Linked DNA regions of Mus musculus: region 1 is linked to region 2. A link is a contact called in ENCODE Hi-C data. All regions are on one chromosome and are shown on one strand. The core of a region is the stretch at or near the end of the contact, and the rest is flanking DNA. Distances in the headings are between cores, read along the strand shown. Region 1 has its middle 10 kb from the start of Nxph3. Region 2 holds the start of Dlx3 (distal-less homeobox 3).

The links. A loop is a pair of places that touch in the nucleus more often than their neighbours do.
Region 1: a loop to region 2 is called in a map of CH12.LX, with 2.4 times the contacts of the local background. The contact joins the enhancer-like site here to the promoter of Dlx3 in region 2. A Hi-C loop is called at or near these places in 2 of 37 maps with a recorded cell type or tissue (CH12.LX and regulatory T cell).

Annotation. Positions count from the first base shown.
Region 1 is chr11:95,502,700-95,505,597 of GRCm38, reverse strand. No RefSeq gene overlaps it. Among named protein-coding and RNA genes, the nearest start is that of Nxph3, 10 kb to the left of the region's middle. Within about 2 kb of position 1,640, at least 2 of the 3 ENCODE cell types and tissues checked have a DNase peak (open chromatin) inside an H3K27ac peak, as active enhancers do.
Region 2 is chr11:95,118,782-95,121,619 of GRCm38, reverse strand. Dlx3 (distal-less homeobox 3) reads right to left here and starts at 1,503. Exons shown (of 3, transcript NM_010055.4): 1 at 974-1,503. The coding sequence starts at 1,298.

The sequences.
Region 1 (2,898 bases), core at 391-2,890, 380 kb before region 2:
TTAATATACCATCAGCCTTCCCTGCCTCCTTCATAATGGGATCCCCAGCTGCTAGTTGGGCACACAGCTGCCTGACATAATCCTGTATTTCCCTGGCCCATCCCGCACCCTGGTCTTTTACATGTGACCCTGTGGCTGAGATCTGGCCAGTGACCTTTAGGTCAAGTGCTTATAGAGTAAGTGTCAAGCATCTTAAGGTAGAGGTGTTCACCCTTTGCTCCTTCTCTGTCCCTCATCCACCCTGCTATCTGGCAAATGTGGACACTAGCCTGGAGATGCTAGCATAAGTGCCACGGAGACGTGGGGGAGTGGCAAGCTGGATGGGGATATGGTCTTTGAGAACCCTAAGCTGCCTGCAGACTTCTGTATGTGAGAAAAAATGAAATTCCCATCATCTTCAACCCTCTGTTTTAGGGTTCCTCTTTTTCCCCCTTCCTGAGACAAGGCCTCATATAGCCCAGGCTGGCCTAGCCCAGGTATATATACCAGAAGCTGCCCTTGGGCTCTTCCCAGTCCTCCTACCTCTATCTCTGAGGGCGAGGGCAAAGGCTATAGGCAGGGGCCCTCATGCCCTCAAGATCTCCATTTCTTGAAGCTGTTGTTGAATCTCGTGTTGAAGCACTTCAGTTTCCAGACTTTGGTCTCCTTATTGGTAGAACTGAAATAACGCCCACACATCCCAACACATCTCAGAAATGTTAGAGACTCCTGGGCAAGAAGGAAACTGCTGCTCTCCCCTTCCATGGCCTCATTTATGGAGGTGGTACAAGTCGCTTTATTTCAGGGAGCCCCAGGGAGCTCAGGATTCTCTGCCCCCCATCTGAAGGACCTCCAGGCCCCAAATTCAGTCCTCACGTGTCTAAGTCCCCATACACATTCTGATGTTGGTGACACACAATCCTCGTTAAGGGCCTGACTGATCCCAGCCAGATGGGATCCTAATTTAATTAAAACCCTTTAATTACCTGCAACAACACTGCTTTGGAAGTCCAGAGGCAGAAGGGGGTTAGTGACAGGAGGGGGCACTGTTGACAGGGCGGAGGAGTGGCTGGCCTTTCAGCCCTGAGGGAGCTGGCATTGCCTCCCATGCCTCCCATTGTGGTGGCCACAGAGAGCCTGGAATAGCCAGCACAGCCAGAACTCTGGCTTGGTCTATAGGGCACAGCTGGGGCATGTCGGGGTGTGGTTTTGCAGAACAGATCCTTGGGAAACAGGGTACCAAGCTCTAAAGCCTGATGCTGTCCGTGTGGGCTCTGAGCCGAGAGCAGGACCTGCACGGTCTGCTTACAGGACCCTGGCCCTTCCCCAGGCCAATCTGGGTAGAAGAAAACATGATTCAGATTCCTTTCTGTTGCTCTGGTTAAAAAAACAGGGGTACCTCTGTACCCACCAAAGGAAAGCAGTGTCTATAAAGGTCTCTCTTCAGTCTCATTGTCTTGGGTGTGGAAGGGGAAAGGGGTCACTTTGGTGGGCTGCAGAGGGGTCTCGTAGCTTAAAGACCCCTCCCTGTAATGGCAGAATGAGTCCAGCCTGGCCAGAGTCTGCCAAGCCCTGGCAAGGACAGACCGAAACCCAGACTCGTGAGCTGGGCTATTTATAGGCCTTGTGGACATCATCCGTTAATACCCCTTCTGTTCTTCCTTGGTACTTATTCACTCAACAAATATTGTTTAATAAAGCCTCTCTAACTTCCAGCTGGTCTCCGCTGGGCCAGGAGACCCAGACAAGAGGCATGGGTTTACACTGGAGCCATCGACTCAGAGGAAGTGTTCTATTGGGGTCAATGAGCTGCCAGGGGCTGGGACAGAAACAGGAGTCTCAAGAGGAAGTGGCTCCAGGGTGTGGGAGCCACAGGCCCCGCCCCCTCCCCACAGTCCCGAATGATAGCCCCAGCACGGGAGCAGCTTGGCTTAGCTTTATGGATGGGGTCTTTTGTTTTGTTTTGTTTTGGTTTTTTTGGTTTTTCGAGACAGGGTTTCTCTGTGTAGCCTTGGCTGTCCTGGAACTCACTTTGTAGACCAGGCTGGTCTCGAACTCAGAAATCTGCCTGCCTCTGCCTCCTGAGTGCTGGGATTAAAGGCGTGCGCTACCACGCCCGGCTTGGATAGGGTCTTTTAATACGTAGGGTCTTTGTATGACATCCTTACTGTCCTCCTATACTGGATACCCCCAAACCTGCTTCCTCTGCCATCCTCTCTTCCCAGCCTCTGCAGAGCCGGATCCTAACTTGGACTGTATGTGCAGTACTGTGTACCTGCTCACTTTGGGACTTTTAGAGAATGTGGGCATCCCCGATGGACTCGGGAGAAAGAGAGAGTGCACACAGGGCACACTGTTGTGGCTCCCTGAGGCAGGCGGTGTGGGGCCACCTCTGAATGGTCTGGGTGGTACTTCCCCAGGACTGTAGTGTGACGCTACCCGAACCCAAGTACCTTGGCCCCTTGAGCTGTGTGTGTGACATCACCCCTATTGTGCCTGATGGTACTCTTTGTGAATACCTTCCTTCTCAGGAGGACAGGAATTGGCTGCTGCACCCCTGCAACCCTACGAAGAGCGAGGGCAACAGAGGAAACACAGTGTTGGCACACGTCCTTCCCATCCTCAGTGGACCGTTGTCTTCTCTAGAATGGTCTTCACAGTTCACTCTTGGGAAATGGTGATGAGGGGCTAGGATCATCAATTGTAAAATAAATAAATCTTCTAGCCCCCAACGGCCATCTTCTTTATTCCAGAAGGCCTAACCCAGGACTCCTTTTGTGGCTTGGGAAAAGAGAAGTCTCCAGGGTGCCAGGGAACCTGAGCTCCCTTCTCCCTGGAGTTAGGGTTAGGCTATGTAGAGTCAGCATATGTCTGAAGGGAGTTGGGTTTGAGTCTTCCTTGCTAGGTGATTTTGGTGTG
Region 2 (2,838 bases), core at 254-2,753:
CACTGATCTCCCCGGGACTTCTTGGAGGAGCGTAGTGCCGCCCGCGCCCGGGGAGGAACCGCAGCGACCCAGCCGGACCGGCGGCCGCCCACGACGCGGCGCTCCCAGCTCGGCACCCGGGGCCTCGGAGCGCCGACTCCGGCGCCAGCAACCGACTGGGCGAGGACCGCGCGGCTCGCTCACGACGCCTTCCCGGCTCAGCCACTCTTCTCTGGTGACCCACCTAGCCGCGGTGGCGTCTCCCACTTCTTGTCCCCCCTCCTCCCCATCTCCTTTTAATACGCTTTCTAGTTCAGGATCATTTGTTTCAGGAAAAAATTTGCAAGGACAGTACAAGCGTTTTCTCTGTCTCTTTTCCCTTTCTCTCTGTTTTCTTTTTCTTCCTTCCCTCTTCTTTCCTCCTTTTTCTTTCTTTCCTCCCCGCCCTTTCTTCATTTCCTCTGTTGCTTTCTGCTGTGCGCTTTATCTTACCGCCCCCCCCACATTTCTTTCTCGCCGTCCCCACTTCTCTCTCCGCATCTCTACTTCCCAGTCTCTCCTCCATTTCTGGGACTTCTTTGGGTCTTTCTCCACAAGCCTTTCACTACTCCGGGTTTCCCCTGACGGCATCCAAAAGAAGGGCCCTGGAACCTCCAGTCCTCGCTGACTCCCCTCCAGCTCTCGGCGACCGTCTTTCGTCTCCGGCTCAAGTGCCAGCGGGATGGCAGCATTGAAGGCCCCCATGATCACTCAGAAGGAGCTCCCGGTGGCTCCAGCTGCCCTGGAATCTCCAAGAGACCGCGGCGCACAGTGCGCGCCTCTTCGGAGTGTCGTTCACCCCTCTGGAGGTCATCTAACCCGGTCTCCTCTAATCTCCAACGCTTCCATTTCTTAACCTCGAGTTTCCCTAGATTTCAGCTCCTATTCCCAGACTTCCTCTTGCTTGGGAACCTTAGAGTCCCTCGCACCCTCTCCACAACCCGGGCATCCTCACCTGGGTCCTGGGCAGGCAAAGGCTGCTCCCGGTACGCTCCGTACTGCCTATAGGATCCCCCGTAGGTATATTCCGACTTGGGCGAGTAAGCGCCGGTGCCTGCGAGCCCATTGAGATTGAACTGGTGGTGGTAGGTGTAGGGGTTCACCGTCTGGCCGTAGGGCTGGCCCGAGTAGTAGTCATGCTGAGGAGCGCTGTAATAGCCCAGGTCAGTGACTGTAGATTCGGGCAGGGTGGGCGAGTCCTTGGAGCCCGCATGGCAGCTGAGCGAGCTGGAGATGTCGGTGAGGATGCTGCTGAGCTTGCGATCGAAGGAGCCGCTCATGCTGGCGAGCGCCGCAACACCCCGGGCCTCCTCCGAGGAGCGCCGAACGGGCGGAGGAGCCCAGGTGGGGGTGTGTGTCCAGAGGGCGAGGGCAGGACGCGGTCGCGTCTGGGGGAGGGGGTGGCCGAGGGGCGCTTAGACCATCGCCGGCTGTCGGTCAGTCGCTGCGTGCCTCTCTCCGCGTCCCAAGCCACAGTCAAATGCTGCCAGCTCCGCCCGGCCAGCCGGTTATAGACTCAATGTTGGAGTCGCCGAGGGAGGCTCCTGCGCGCTGATTGGCTGCAAGTCTTGCCTTCGAGGCAAAACACGCTCGCGCTTTCTCACTGGCTCCCCCAACCCTCTCAACCCTCTTTGTTGTTACCCCTAATACACACACACACACACACACACACACACACACACACACACACACTCCCCCCAGCGCCACTGTGTTCCTCCTATGCTCTACCTCCGATAAATCCCCCAAATGTGCGGAGGGGTTGGCTGTGCGGAGCCCCCAGGATCTACTAATCGGTCTGTTTTAGTGGCCAGGGGTGGGCTTAGGTGAGATGAGGAAGGAGGGGAATTTACCCATTGGGTGTTTGTGGAAGGAGGTGGTCCTTAATGATGTATGTGTGGTCTATGCAAATGACAGACAGAAAGTGGCAAAGACCCAGGGTCCATGAAAATATTTTGATCACTTTTAAAATTGGAAAAAAAGGTTGGACTATATAAATATATTATATTTTTGTTTTGTTTTGTTTTGTTTTTTGTTGTTTTTTTTCGAGACAGGGTTTCTCCGTATGGCCCTGGCTTAATATGTTATCTTAATGACACTGCAGATGTGAAATATAAAATTTTAAATTCTGAAGGAAGAGTCTCACCAAGCAAGAACACCTTGGGCCTGCAAGTCCCTACTGGAGCAAGGCTGTATGGATTTAGGGGCTGCTTTAGAAGACAGAGGTACCCCCAGCTATATGTGTGCCCTTTCATGAATGGAAGAGCCACGAGGCAGTCAGTCCCTATGAGGCTGGCTTTCTGTGTTCTTCAGGAAGTCTGGAGGCAGGGTCCACTCAGTCTGGGACAGCTCTTAGGAGCACAGACTTTGTTAGGGGTGAAAGATCTATGTTACATCTTCCGCAAAATACACAAAATACAGTGTGTGCAAGAGTGCCCGTGAGAACCTGTGTGCATGAGAGTGTGTCTCTGTATGTAGTGTGAGGCAGTGGAAGTGTAGGGTCCTGAATGACCGACCTGTGAGCTGGGTATGCCCAAATGTGCATAGATACATGCTCAGATCCATCTATCTCCAATAGACAGGAGCCATGTACTTCACTCAATTTCTTCTGTCCATGGAGGCCCCAATGAAGATGTTTCTCACCTTGGAGCAATCTCCAACCCCCCTAGTCTTGTCTGGCTCTCAAAGTCCAGTTCCCGGGTAATATTTACTGTTCTGGGTGCCAATCTCATTTCTCTATTGCATCTCCACTTCTGCTCCCAAACCTATCCTTGGAGGAAGGAGGCTTCTCCCAATTTTAATTCTTATTTCCCCCTCCATCCC